4 separate regions of the Homo sapiens genome follow, and regions 1, 2 and 4 are each linked to region 3. Evidence: chromatin contacts called from ENCODE Hi-C or POLR2A ChIA-PET data. All regions are on one chromosome and are shown on one strand. The core of a region is the stretch at or near the end of the contact, and the rest is flanking DNA. Distances in the headings are between cores, read along the strand shown.

Evidence for each region. A loop is a pair of places that touch in the nucleus more often than their neighbours do. ChIA-PET counts read pairs that join two places held with the same protein, here RNA polymerase II (POLR2A). Pooled maps may share reads with other maps.
Region 1: a map of CD8-positive, alpha-beta T cell shows a loop between it and region 3 (1.9-fold over the local background). The contact joins two enhancer-like sites. A Hi-C loop is called at or near these places in 13 of 168 maps with a recorded cell type or tissue (CD8-positive, alpha-beta T cell, Caco-2, Calu3 and 7 more), 1 of 37 single-sample maps with no recorded cell type and 7 of 50 pooled maps. POLR2A ChIA-PET finds 5 or more read pairs at or near these places in 2 of 52 experiments (OCI-LY7 and PC-3).
Region 2: a pooled map shows a loop between it and region 3 (5-fold over the local background). The contact joins two enhancer-like sites. A Hi-C loop is called at or near these places in 1 of 37 single-sample maps with no recorded cell type and 3 of 50 pooled maps. POLR2A ChIA-PET finds 5 or more read pairs at or near these places in 3 of 52 experiments (OCI-LY7, Panc1 and activated naive CD4-positive, alpha-beta T cell).
Region 4: a pooled map shows a loop between it and region 3 (2.4-fold over the local background). The contact joins two enhancer-like sites. A Hi-C loop is called at or near these places in 3 of 50 pooled maps. POLR2A ChIA-PET finds 5 or more read pairs at or near these places in 10 of 52 experiments (A673, CD4-positive, alpha-beta memory T cell, H1 and 7 more).

Annotation. Positions count from the first base shown.
Region 1 is chr13:51,728,906-51,731,783 of GRCh38, forward strand. All of the region lies in intron 6 of WDFY2 (WD repeat and FYVE domain containing 2), which reads left to right. All of the region lies in intron 1 of LOC124903177 (a long non-coding RNA gene), which reads right to left. Among named protein-coding and RNA genes, the nearest start is that of DHRS12, 74 kb to the right of the region's middle. Within about 2 kb of position 1,391, at least 15 of the 41 ENCODE cell types and tissues checked have a DNase peak (open chromatin) inside an H3K27ac peak, as active enhancers do.
Region 2 is chr13:51,702,815-51,705,976 of GRCh38, forward strand. WDFY2 (WD repeat and FYVE domain containing 2) reads left to right here. Exons shown (of 12, transcript NM_052950.4): 4 at 782-836. Among named protein-coding and RNA genes, the nearest start is that of DHRS12, 100 kb to the right of the region's middle. Within about 2 kb of position 1,762, at least 2 of the 41 ENCODE cell types and tissues checked have a DNase peak (open chromatin) inside an H3K27ac peak, as active enhancers do; they include OCI-LY7, where a contact is called at or near this core.
Region 3 is chr13:51,417,914-51,420,912 of GRCh38, forward strand. The region is part of intron 4 of INTS6 (integrator complex subunit 6); the gene reads right to left. Among named protein-coding and RNA genes, the nearest start is that of INTS6, 34 kb to the right of the region's middle. Within about 2 kb of position 1,263, at least 3 of the 41 ENCODE cell types and tissues checked have a DNase peak (open chromatin) inside an H3K27ac peak, as active enhancers do; they include OCI-LY7, where a contact is called at or near this core.
Region 4 is chr13:51,796,135-51,799,093 of GRCh38, forward strand. All of the region lies in intron 2 of DHRS12 (dehydrogenase/reductase 12), which reads right to left. Among named protein-coding and RNA genes, the nearest start is that of DHRS12, 6.5 kb to the right of the region's middle. RefSeq lists enhancers at 919-1,447, 1,518-1,597. Within about 2 kb of position 1,682, at least 4 of the 41 ENCODE cell types and tissues checked have a DNase peak (open chromatin) inside an H3K27ac peak, as active enhancers do.

The sequences.
Region 1 (2,878 bases), core at 141-2,640, 310 kb after region 3:
TAAACTTCTGTGCGTCACTGCAGACTTCAGCCTCCTCATCCTCCAATTCCCTACACCTTTCTTCATTCCACTTACTGTTTCCCCTTGTGGCGCATTCTAGCCCGCGGTCCTTCCATTTTCCCAGCGTCTCTTCCCCTGCATCACCTTTCCTCCCAGTGGTGCATCGCTTCACCCACGGCTTCTCAGCGTTCTCAGTTCTGTGAATGTAAATGTTCTGCCTTCTTGGCAAGCCTGTCTGATTCAGACTAACTCTCCACCTTTTCTTCTTGTGCAGCCAGCTGCTGGGTCTACAGTAGTCACGCTGCCTTGAGGCTTAGACCATCATTACCATTGCACACTCACGATTTCCTGTGCAGACTCATGAAGTTGCCTAATAATCCCTCTCCCTGTCCTCAGTTCACTCCTTCTCCCAGGCCCCTAAACAGAGACCTTCACCATCCTTCCCAAGCCCCCATCGCCATCTCATTCCTTGCCTCTTCCTTCAAAAGCTATCAAATAGAAGCTTTAAAAAAAAAAAAAAAACCACATATTTCTTGCCCACTGTATATCCCCCTCACCCCAACAAACAAACTTTTTCTCTCCCCACTTCTCCTCTTCTCAGTGCAGGAGAGCTGCCTTCCTCCAGCCCATTCTTCTCTTCTCAGTGCAGGAGAGCAGTCTTCCTCCAGCCCATTCTTCTCTTCTCAGTGCAGGAGAGCTGCTTTCCTCTGGCCCCAGTCTATTTGCAGGGTCTCCACGCCAAAATGGATTGCCTTGATCTCTCTTTTGACTAACTCATTCTTCTCAATTTATTAATATGCTTATGTTTTTTGCCTCTGGTAGAAAAACAAAGCAACACCCTCTCAATCCCATGTCTTATAGCAAGTTCCTTCTTATTCTCTTAATAGCAATGCTTCTTTTTAAAAAATTGTGGTAAAATGTATAAAACATAAAGTTTACCATTTTAACCATTTTTAAATGTGCTGTTCAATGACATTAACTACATTCACACTGTTGTGCAGTCATCACCATCCATCACAGAACCTTTTCCATCTTGTGAAACTGAAACTCTGTTCCCTTGGACATTAACTCCCCATCCTCCCCCTCGGCCCCCCAGTCCCTGGAAACTGTTACTCTGCTTTCTGTTTCTATGAATTTGACTAGTCTAGGTGACTCATAGGAGTGGAATCATGCAGTATTTGTCCTTTTGTGACTGGCTTATTTCACTCAGCATAATGCCCTCAAGGTTCATCCAAGTTGTAGCAAACAATCGTGTTTCTTAAAAGAATATAATTTTCCCAGCTGCTTCATATTTTTCACTTCCAATTTGCCTTCCAGCTCCCTGCAATCTGGTTTGTCGTTATTACGCCACTGAAACTGCTGTCCCCGAGGTGACCAGTGGCCTGCTGGGACACGTTGTAAACCTTGTCGTACTTAACTTTTCAGCAGCATTTTACATTGTGGCCATTCCTTCTGGCTGTAACGGCCTTCCTTTGGCTTTTCTTCTATGACGCTGCTGGCTTTCTCAGGCTCCACTGTGGTCTGCGGTTTCCCAGGATCTTCCCTGGATCCCCTTCTCTTTACGCTCTGTGCTGTCCCTTGTCATCTCAGCCATTCCTCCCAGTCCCAGAGTAAAATTGTCATTGTCCTCAAATTCTTCACAACCCAGTGAGAGAGACAAAAGCTAAAGCACAGTTCTAGTGCATCGTGGCAAGGGCTGGTGGGGAGCAAGCACCTTGCGCTTCTGGGAACACAGAAGGGCAGCCCACTCCAAGGAAGTGGAGGCAGTTAGTGACGGCCTCCTCAGGAGTCTGCCTGACCTCAGCTCTTTGGGGATGTGTAAGTATTGAGTTCATGGAAAACAACTGAGAAGAGTATCTCAGGCAGAGAAAACCAGCGTGTTCAAGGCAAGGAGATGTGTGAGAGCATGGCTCTCTAGAGAACTGCCAGTCACTCTTTTTTGGCAGGAACACTGGGTATGAGGGAAGGAGAGGGGAGGTCAAGGTGGAGGGGCAGCCAGAAAGCAAGAGTCACTTCCCATCACTGAGACCATGCTGGGCATATCCAGTGGTCACTGAGAGACCATTAAAGAGTTTGAAGCAAAGAAGGTAACCTGATTGGATTTTAAAAGGTTGTCTGGCAGTAGAGAGTGGAATTGGAAAGCTAGTAGGGAACTGTCCCTTGAGATGGGACTGTGACAGTGGGAAAACAAGGAATGGATGGATTCAAGGTAGGATTCAGAGGTGCATTCCGCAGGCCTGGTGATGGACCTGATGGTTCCCAGGTTTGCTTTAGGCAGAGGTGGCTTTCAGCCTGACTTCTTGACTCTAAAGTAATCAGGCACTCACCCACTCACTGTATGGTGGCTGATAGGAGCTCTGTGAGTTTTGTATTGTTGCCTCCAGGTCAGAAAAGAGACAGTAGCACCTTCTAAGCACTCTTGTCAGCCACATATGGTTCAAAGGTCCCGTGTTTTGCAGGCTTGTTCTGATACGAAATATGACCTTGGCATTGTGTCTTATCTTTCTTAAAGAGTTTAAAGCATTTTCACTTTATTTTTATCAAGAAATATATTTGAGAAAAACAGGAAATGGCCTAGGAAGGTCACTAACTAACAGGAAGGCAAATGTAGCAGGTTAGATGGTTACCTTATTATTGTTCCTAAACAGTAGTATCTGCCCATCACTAATGTGGCTACAACACAACTCATTCCTGTAAAGCTAGAGTGAGGACCTTTAAGAGAGTCCATGGTGATTTAGACATATTGTTGAGCTCTTCCTAAGTAGTAGGCTCGTTCTGGGCCCTGGGAGGTCCCAAACACAGCAAGTCTCAGTTCTGGGAAAGAGATTTTTGTAAGGACAAAATGAACACCCTAAAGTTAACCCAGTTCCATTAAAGG
Region 2 (3,162 bases), core at 512-3,011, 290 kb after region 3:
TTTATAATATACTCTTAAAGAATACCTGGATATTTTGCTTTTGAATGAAGTCTAAGGACTCAAAACCTGGCTGGATCTCATAAACAATCAGCTTCTACATACAGGTCACTGTATACGCAGATGCATGGGTGAAACAACAGACACTTATGTGTCCCCACCAAGGGTATATATAATGCGCGATACAGAAACTGATTTTTTCAGTAAATTTGACATTCAGACTAATCTCATTACATTGAGAAGTGCTTTTGTGTGACCATTATTAATTACCTACTGTGCCAAGGTACTGTGCCCGGTGTCCTGGGGATACAGGGATGAGTAAGATGCAACCTTCAGATGCTTATAGTAAGTAAGGGGAAATAAATTACTAATCTTAGAAAAATAATCTTTAAAATATCTAATTTATTTCTTTAGCAGAAATGCTATCCATTTCCTTACTGGTTAGAGCCTTGCAAATTTTTAGCTGTGGCACCCTTGAAAGAAAAATATTTTGAATTAGGTTTATCTTCAGAATCGACCGGTATCAAGATGCTGAACTGATCTGGTTTTCTTCTTGTGCATACACAAAAAGTCAACACTTATAAGGTAAAATTATGATAACTGCATTGGATCATAATTTTGATTGTTACTTTTAAAAGGGTACAAAAATTCTGAGTTGATGGGCAAAATACTAATGTTGGATGTAATCGTCATGACAATTCGCTTTATTCAGTCTGGTTTTACCAAATATAGTCATTCACTTAAAGAATTTATTTTTGTTTAATAGTTTTCTTTTCTTTTACAGGAGTTTATATTGTCAGAAGATTATAACAAGATGACTCCTGTGAAAAACTATCAAGGTAGGGAGTGAGAGGAGTACCTTCATTACCCAGATTCTAAAATACTTCTTGGTGGTTTTCACTGCCACAAGAGAATACATACTTTACAATCATCAGGGAAACAAAACAGAGCAACCTTTTGAGTGAGTGTTATCCCTGTGTTTTGAATTAAGAAACTGAGGCCCAATGAGGTTGGGTGGCTTGCCTGGGGTTCTAATTAAGTGCAGAGCCAGATCAGGTCAGCTTGACTCCCAAACCCACAGCCTTTGTCTTCCTACTATACCATGCTGCTTTTCAACGTACAGCAGGTTTAGAAAGTGGGTCCAGTAAAAAGCTGCCTTAATAGGACTCATCTTGTATTTGGTTAAATGTTTTAAAAGTGCTCAGAGTGTGTTGTCCAAGGGGAAGAATTGTGGTTTTATCATGTCTTCAACATTGACAGGCCATCTGACAACAATTTTTGGAAGGGATTTCTTTATTCAGACTAACAATGTTGTGGAACCAGAAAGTTTGAGGTAGACCTTTTAACACTTAGAGGTCATTTCCTCCAATTCTCTTGACTCGCCTTTAATGAGAGGATGATCATCCAGCCTCTACTTTAGTACCTCCAGAGACACAGGAACCATTGTGATTTTGGAAAATTCTAAGCATTAAGTTCTTTATTTTAAAATTTGGAGCTAAAATTTATTTCTCTTTATTCTTTAATTTTCTCACATATCATTCATCAAATATTTATTGAGTGTCTATTGTGTTCTGGTAACAGAATTGTAATAGTGAACCAGACATGTATAGTGTCTGTGCATAAGCAGTTTATAATCATGGAGAGGATACGGATGGTAAGCAGGCCATTAAAACATTGTGTGATAAGTGATAAATGTTCCTCTATTGGTGTTTGCTTAGCCTGTTGGACCTACAGAAACTGAGTACAATCTCTCTTACACATGACAATCTTTCAGTTATTTTAAAACAGCAGTGAAAGTTTCTGCCCCTTCCCTTCTGTCTCCTGTTTCAATCTTGAGTGTTCTGCTCTCACTTCTCTTTTCCAGCCTATATATTTTACATCTGTAATTTTTATTTTAAGTTACCTGAGCCTTTATTCTTTAAAACAGTTTTTACATGTATCCTATAAATATATGCAATTATTATTTATCAAGTTTTAAAAATACATTACTTAAAAAAATTTTTTTAATTGGCTTGGTCACATATTTGGGATATCATATGGTACCTTTAAGACCATTTGAAAATATGATACCCTGTGGTAGGTAACCTTTAAGATGGTTCCTAATGATCATTGCCTCCTGGAATTTACCCTGTACCTCCAGTGTGGGCTAGACCTAGAATATGGCAAGTGATGGATATCACTTCTGAGATTAGGTTACAAAGATACCAAAACTTCCACCTTGTTTGCCCACTCTGTGCTTTTGTGTGCTTGCTCTGATGAAAGCCAGCTGCCATGTTGTGAGCTGCCCTGTGGAGAAGCCCACGTGCTGAGGAACTGAGGGAGGCCTTGTCAACAGCCAGTAAGGGACTGACACCCTAGTTTAATAGCCCACAAGGAACTGAATCCAGCCAGTACTATGTAAGAGAGTTCGGAAGCAGATTCTCCCCATCAAGGTTTCAGATGAGACTACAGTTCCATTCCACACCTTGATTCCATCCTGTGAGAGACTTTTTGACAGAGGCATGCAGCTAAACTGCACCAATACTTCAGACTCTGAGATAATTAACATTTACTGTTTTAAGGCACTAAGTTTTGGGGTAATCTGTTACACAGCAATAGGTAACTAATACATCCATGTAATCTGATAAGTACAAAATTATATTTCCCTTCTCTCTTTTCCTGAGCACTGTTCTTATATAGGGTGAATTTCTGGCAGCCATGTGGAGCAATCAACTCAAGCTCCTCCACAGTTCTCACTTGAATTGTTTGTTTTTTTCTTTGTTTTTTTTTTTAATTTTTAATTTTTATGGGTAGATAGTAGGTATATATATTTGTGGGGTATATGTGACATTTTGATAGAGGCATGAAATACACAATAATCACGTAAGGGTAGATGGGGTATCTGTCGCCTCAAGTATTTATCCTTCATGTCACCAACAATCCAATTATACTCTTTTAGTTATTTTAAAATGTATTGAGTTATTTTAAAGCTATATCTTCAGTACTTTTGAAGCTGTTTCTTGTTTTTATTTTTGTTTTTAGCCTAAATGCTGGACTTTACATCCTGTTATTCACAATCTCATTTTATTTAGCCCATCACCTCAGCTTACCAAGATATTTAGAAATCCCAGTTGTCATTAAATATATTAATTTCTGACTAATTTTGTGTTTTTCTTAAATGTATAA
Region 3 (2,999 bases), core at 13-2,512:
ATCCCACACTAGAGTGTAAAGAGCAATGGACCTGAAAAAATAAAACAAACAGTCAAGTCCTAGCTCTGCCTCTTAGGTAGAAATCAGCCTTACTAAGACATTTTCCTCACCGTCACAGAATTGAGAATTACAGGAGATGTGAAATTACCTTGTAAACAATAAAAGTTAAACACTTAAGTTTACACATTTTTTAAAATAATTAAGCTCAACCTCATACATTATTTTAGTAGCCAGGAATAAAAGAAAGTAATACAGTAACAGTCCTTCACAATCTGTTTCTAAGAACAGTGCCTAGGCACATGGTAAGCCCTAAATACATATTTATTGAATGAAATTAACCATTTTCCAATTGTTTTGCATTCTCTTTATTCATTTCCTATAACTGTTAAGATTATGAGGAAACAATTTATAAATTTAAAAGCATCCTATATCAGCTTTTTCTTTAGTATATTTCCTTGAAAAAAAAAAATCAAGTAAATTTCCCTTAGGCTATTTCTAACTTTAATACTATTATCCAATATAAGCAATGAAGAAGGTTCTCCTCATATCATATTTATTAAGGAAAGGAAAATTAAGAAATTCTAGGCAACAAAGCAAGATCCTGTCTCAAAAAAAATTATTAAAGTCAAAGTGAATCCCATAAAACTTAATGCCAACCCAATTATTTATTGTTAGTTCCTATTGTTACACTCCACAGTTAAAAATGTGTATCCTTAGGAATATCCAATGTACATCCAAAAGGAATTTTTGATTAAAAAATCAAAACTTTTTTTTAGCTTCTAGTAGTTTAAGGTCAATATTTGTTCAGAGGAAAGAGCAATCACTTGACAACCTGCAATACTGAAATACTTTCTTCAACAAAGTTTTACCCCAACAAATTGCAAAGGTAAAGTCTTTCTAATTTTTTAACAACTTTATTGAGAAATTCATCCATTTTATGTGTTCAACGAGTTTTAGTAAATTTACAGAGTTGTACAACCATCACCACCATGCAGTTTTAGAACATTTCCAACATCTTAAAAAGATCCCTGTGCCCATTTGCAGTCAGTCTCCCAAACACTTCCAGGCAAGCACTAATCAACTTTATGGACATTCCATATAAATGGAATAATGCTATATGAGGTCCTTTGCATCTAGGGTAATGTTTTTCAAGTTCATCCATGTTGTAGCATGTCACAATTCATTCCTTTTTATTGCTAAATAGCACTCCAAGTTTCTTAATTTTATGTCTGGTATAGTTCAACCTACAATCATGTCCTCTTTTATGAGGAAGTGAAAACAGATGAGGTGCCAAAAAAACCTGCTCTTTGTATAGTCCACGCTACTTCTTTCTAAAATGCAAATCTAATAACTTTCTCCTCTACTAAAATCTCTTCAATCCATAAGGTTCCCATCTGTAAGGTTCAATCTATAAGGTTTTCATCAATCTGTAAGACAAAGTCGAAACTCCTTGGCAGAGAATATAGGACGTGCCATGCCAATCTATCTAGTCTCATTTCCTGCTGCTGTTTTTCTTGAACACTTTGCCAGCTATCAATACTGAGGTACATACAGTTCTCCCAAACTCTCTTCAGTGACCTTTATGTCTTTGCATACATCTACTTCACAAACTTGAATTAACCTTTCAAAATCCAACTCAAGACATTTCCTAGAGCCAGCTCCGGCCTCACTTTCTCAACTGTACCATCTTATTAGCTTGTGCTTTAATAATTTTACATCTTACACTATGCCATAACTGTACCTCTCATATCAAACTCATGAGCCAGTACCTAACCCTGCATCTGAACTTCACTACTGTTCAATAAGCATCTGTTCACTTTAACTGAATACTCTCTACTAGTGGTGTTCTACCCACTTCATAAAGGAAAAATCAATTCCATAAAGTCCACTCTCTAAAACTAATGTGAAAAGGATCTAACAGAAGTAGTACAATACAACTCCAAGGTCTAGAACAGTAGTCTACAAAACAGGGTATACACCAGCGATCAGCAAACTATAGCCCACCAACCAAATCCAGCCCAGAGCCTATTTTTTGTAAATAAAATTTTATTGAACACGGCCACTCTCACTCATTTAACATACTGTCTATGGCTGCTTTTGCCCTCCAACAGTGGAATAGTTCCAGTACACACTATACAGGCTGAAAAACCTAAAATGTTCACTATCTGGCCCTTCAAAGAAAATGTTTGCTGACCCCTAGTATAAATCATGATCCATGTTATTCAAGAAGCAAAGATCAGAATTTCCTTTGTATAAATTTTTTCCTCTCATCTTTTTAAAGTTCTATTTTAATATATGTTTTTAACATAATAATATTAATGCAGTAGTCACATATATAATTTCTAAATTTAAAAATGTGCATACACTGGGAATGGTACATACTTAATTTTTTTTTTTTTTTACTAATATAGGTGGTTCATTTAAAAAAAAAAAGTTAAGTCTTAGGACAAGCTTTAGCATTTAAATTTAGTAATCAACGTTATTAGCAATCAATGTTATTACATGAATAACTGAGTTCTGTGAGTGCTTCAAATCACAGAGAAAGAGGCCCAGAATTAAACTTTTTCCAAAATACTCAAAACATCTCTGGAGAATCTTTTTCTGGTGCTAAAAATGTCATTGAAATGATGCAGGTAGTACTAATATTCTTCAACAGAATGCAATAAAATACGAGCTACATAAATCCAAACTTGGTTCAAAGGTAGCTATGTTTTTTTAAAAAAGGTTATTATAACAGACAAAGCAAATGCAAACTTATCCTTCCAAACCCTGATAATTGGTAATACCAAATAACTGGTATCTAATAAATATACAAATCAAGAGAATACCTTGCTAGCTAAATTAAAAAAAAAAAAAAAAAACTATCCATACTTAACAACCAAGTGCAATTTTGTAACCAAAGTGTTCCTTAGCTATGATAGCAAGGCTATTTCGGTCTAAGACAACAGATACTAACCTAAAGCTGTGAAGAGCCCCAGGAAATACCGAGTTCCTCACTT
Region 4 (2,959 bases), core at 432-2,931, 380 kb after region 3:
GGCCAGAAAGTGCAAAACCAGGACTCGTATCAGAGCCCAACTCCCTCCTTCATACCACGCTTTTGTGTGTGGGCTGCCTACCAAAGGTAGACCAGATGAAGCTGTGGAGTGGGGCCTCTTCATAAGCAGGGAGGGACAGCTGATCCCTGGCAGAGCCTGGAGGAGACACTGAGTCAGGGAAACCACAGACACTGGCATAAGCAGACAGGTACCCTCATCCTGGACGCTCCACCTCTGAGTGCTGGAGGCCACTTATAAACCCGAGAGAGCAGTGAATGTCCTGTGTGTGCATTCAAATCCCGTCAAGTGTATCTGTATGGAGGTGAGGGGGGCAGTAGGCAAGGGCTTGCTTTCTCCCCAGTGCAGGAACATGCTTGCTCCCCTTTTCAGCTCTCTACCCCTCCTAAACATGGTGGAATTAGATATAAGCCAAACAGATCCATATTATCATCATTTTTCATTTAAATATACTTTTTAAAGCCTGTGGCCCACACCACAGCAGGCTGGAATCCAGGCAAACCTCCTCCTGTCCGTGGCCTGAGATTAGTATTCTTGTTGCATCCTGCAGCAGCACCACCGAAAGTTATCAGCAGGCAGACAGCCAGCTTTCAATCTCGAGAACTGCAGCCCGCAGATCGCAGCGGCACTTGCAGACATTAGAGGAAGATTTAGAGACCCTCACACTTGCCGCCAGCACTAAGCCTCTGTAAGGCACCTGATGGCATGAGACTGGGGATTTCCATGAGAAAGGGAAAGGAACAGACACTTGGTGTGAAAATGTTATTTCAAAGTTGATGCAAAATATTCCATCCTAGAGAGGGGCATTCTTCTCTTTGACCAGGGTCCATGCCTGAGGGTGGGTACTGTCTGTCCCTCCCCAGCTTCCCTCCTACAGGCCCTCCAATTGTGGGGTCTCCTAGAGAAGAGGTAGGAATGGAATGAGGATGTTCTTTAGTGACAGTGAGCGAGCAGCCATGACTGAGGGTCCTTTTGGGGGTCAGGGTTTTCCATTCAGGGCAGCCTTATGGCTACACGATGGATCATGGGAATATGATCTATACAGCTGCACACGCCCTGCGACTGGAAAGGCCTCAAGCTTGGTTTAATGTCCTGCCTTTGTTGTGTAGAAATTCTAAATAACTTTTACACAAGGGTCTTGCATTTTCATTTTGCACCGAGCCCCACTAATTATGTAGCCAATCCTGGTTCCAGCTCTTTCAGAACAGAAAGACCACAAAATGTGAGGCAGCTCTGAAGGCTCGTGTCAGAAAGTAGCTCTCATCAAGACCCAAATGCTGCCGGTGTTTCTCTTTATTAGAGCACATCGGGTCAATGCATGGCTCCGTGGCACCCGGGTGACCCTTGCTGTGTGTTGCTGATGTGGGCTCCCTCTGAGGTGAGGAGACTGGAAGTATCACTGTCCAGTGTAATGGGCCTCTGCCTGCTGGCCTCTGCTGGTTTCACAGGCAGCTCAGGACCATGCGGTCAAGCCTCAGTGCCCCCACTTATCCCCTTGTCAAACCTAGCCATTCAAAAGCAGGGCCCAGCTCCCTGCTGGCCGAGGCTGCTTCCAAAGCAGAAGCACAAACACAGGCCCTCTTCAACCCAGGGAAAGCGGGTAGGAGTCCAGCCTCCTCACAGCTGACCATGGAGGCAAGGAAACCCAGCAGGAGGGGTGAGGAGCTGCTCACCTGGTTACCGCTCTCCCGGATGATCTCACCCCTGGCATCTTCTGCTGGGGCTTGATCTCGACAAACCAGGTGAACTGTGCCACCTGGTGGAATTCAATGAAACCATCTGTGAGTTACAGCGAGAGCTACAGAAACCAGCTCTTCCTAATGAAAAATGAAGACATATGGGCTCACAGTTGACACTCTTCTGTTAAGCCTAGATGGGTGGTTCCCAGAGTTAAGAGCAGCAAGGGCGATGGTGAGGGAGGTGCTGGAACCTTATTGCCTACCTGTGCTGACAGTGCGTCTGGAATAACATCCTGATTTTTTGAGGGCCTGAACACATCAAGGATAAGAAACATTGATCTGGGTCACATATGCCTCCCTAGCATCTAGCATAGTAGCTGACCCAGATGTGTTAAACCTGGCTGCACTTTAGACTCATGTAGGGAGCTTTTAAAGATCTAGGCGATAGGCCCAGGACTGGGTATGTTTTACAAGCTCCCCTGGTGATGTAATGTTCAGCCAAAGTAGACAGCCACTTGCCTAGCATGTAGTAGAGACTCAAGTATTGACTGAATGTTGAGTCCATCAGCAGCCCTCATATTATCCCAGCAAATGCCACACCATCATCAATCAAGGTCAATTTAAAGCAGAATGCCTTCGCCGTGGCAGCTAAGAACGAATCGTTATGGAGTCTGCTTTCTTTACTAAAAATCACCCACTTGATTAAATGGGGTGTTTCATGGGAGGCTACAGGCTAACCACAACACTAGCCCCTCTTCTCTCCTCCTCTCCGCACTTCAGAGTGCTTCCCAGCTGCTAAGATGCAATTAATCCTCTCCCTGACTTGGCAGATAATTAAATAAAGCTTCAAATGATATAATAGTCCCCTGAAAAATGCCTAACTTGGATTTAGAGAGAGGAAAAAAGAAAACATCTTCAGCATCTTAAAAAGTGATAAATTCACAACCTAGTTCCCCACCTTCTGCTGGAACATCCATTTTTCCTGAAGAGGCTCTGGAGAGATGCAGCAAACTTTTCTAGCCACTGCAGAGCCATTTGGTGACCCAGGATCGTTGAGCTCATGCAGGAAATTCTGGCATTTACCATGAGGAAGACTTCTGCTGACTGAAGACTTTACAGTGCACCTGAAGCACCTCTTTATAGTCAAGCTTAGGGGAGGGAAGCGGGAGGCTGCTCTAGCCCTGGAGGCTGGACCCCAGCAAGGAGGAAGTTTAGTTCAATGCACTCCTCTCTCCAGGTATTTTGGGGGCCTTGGTTCATAA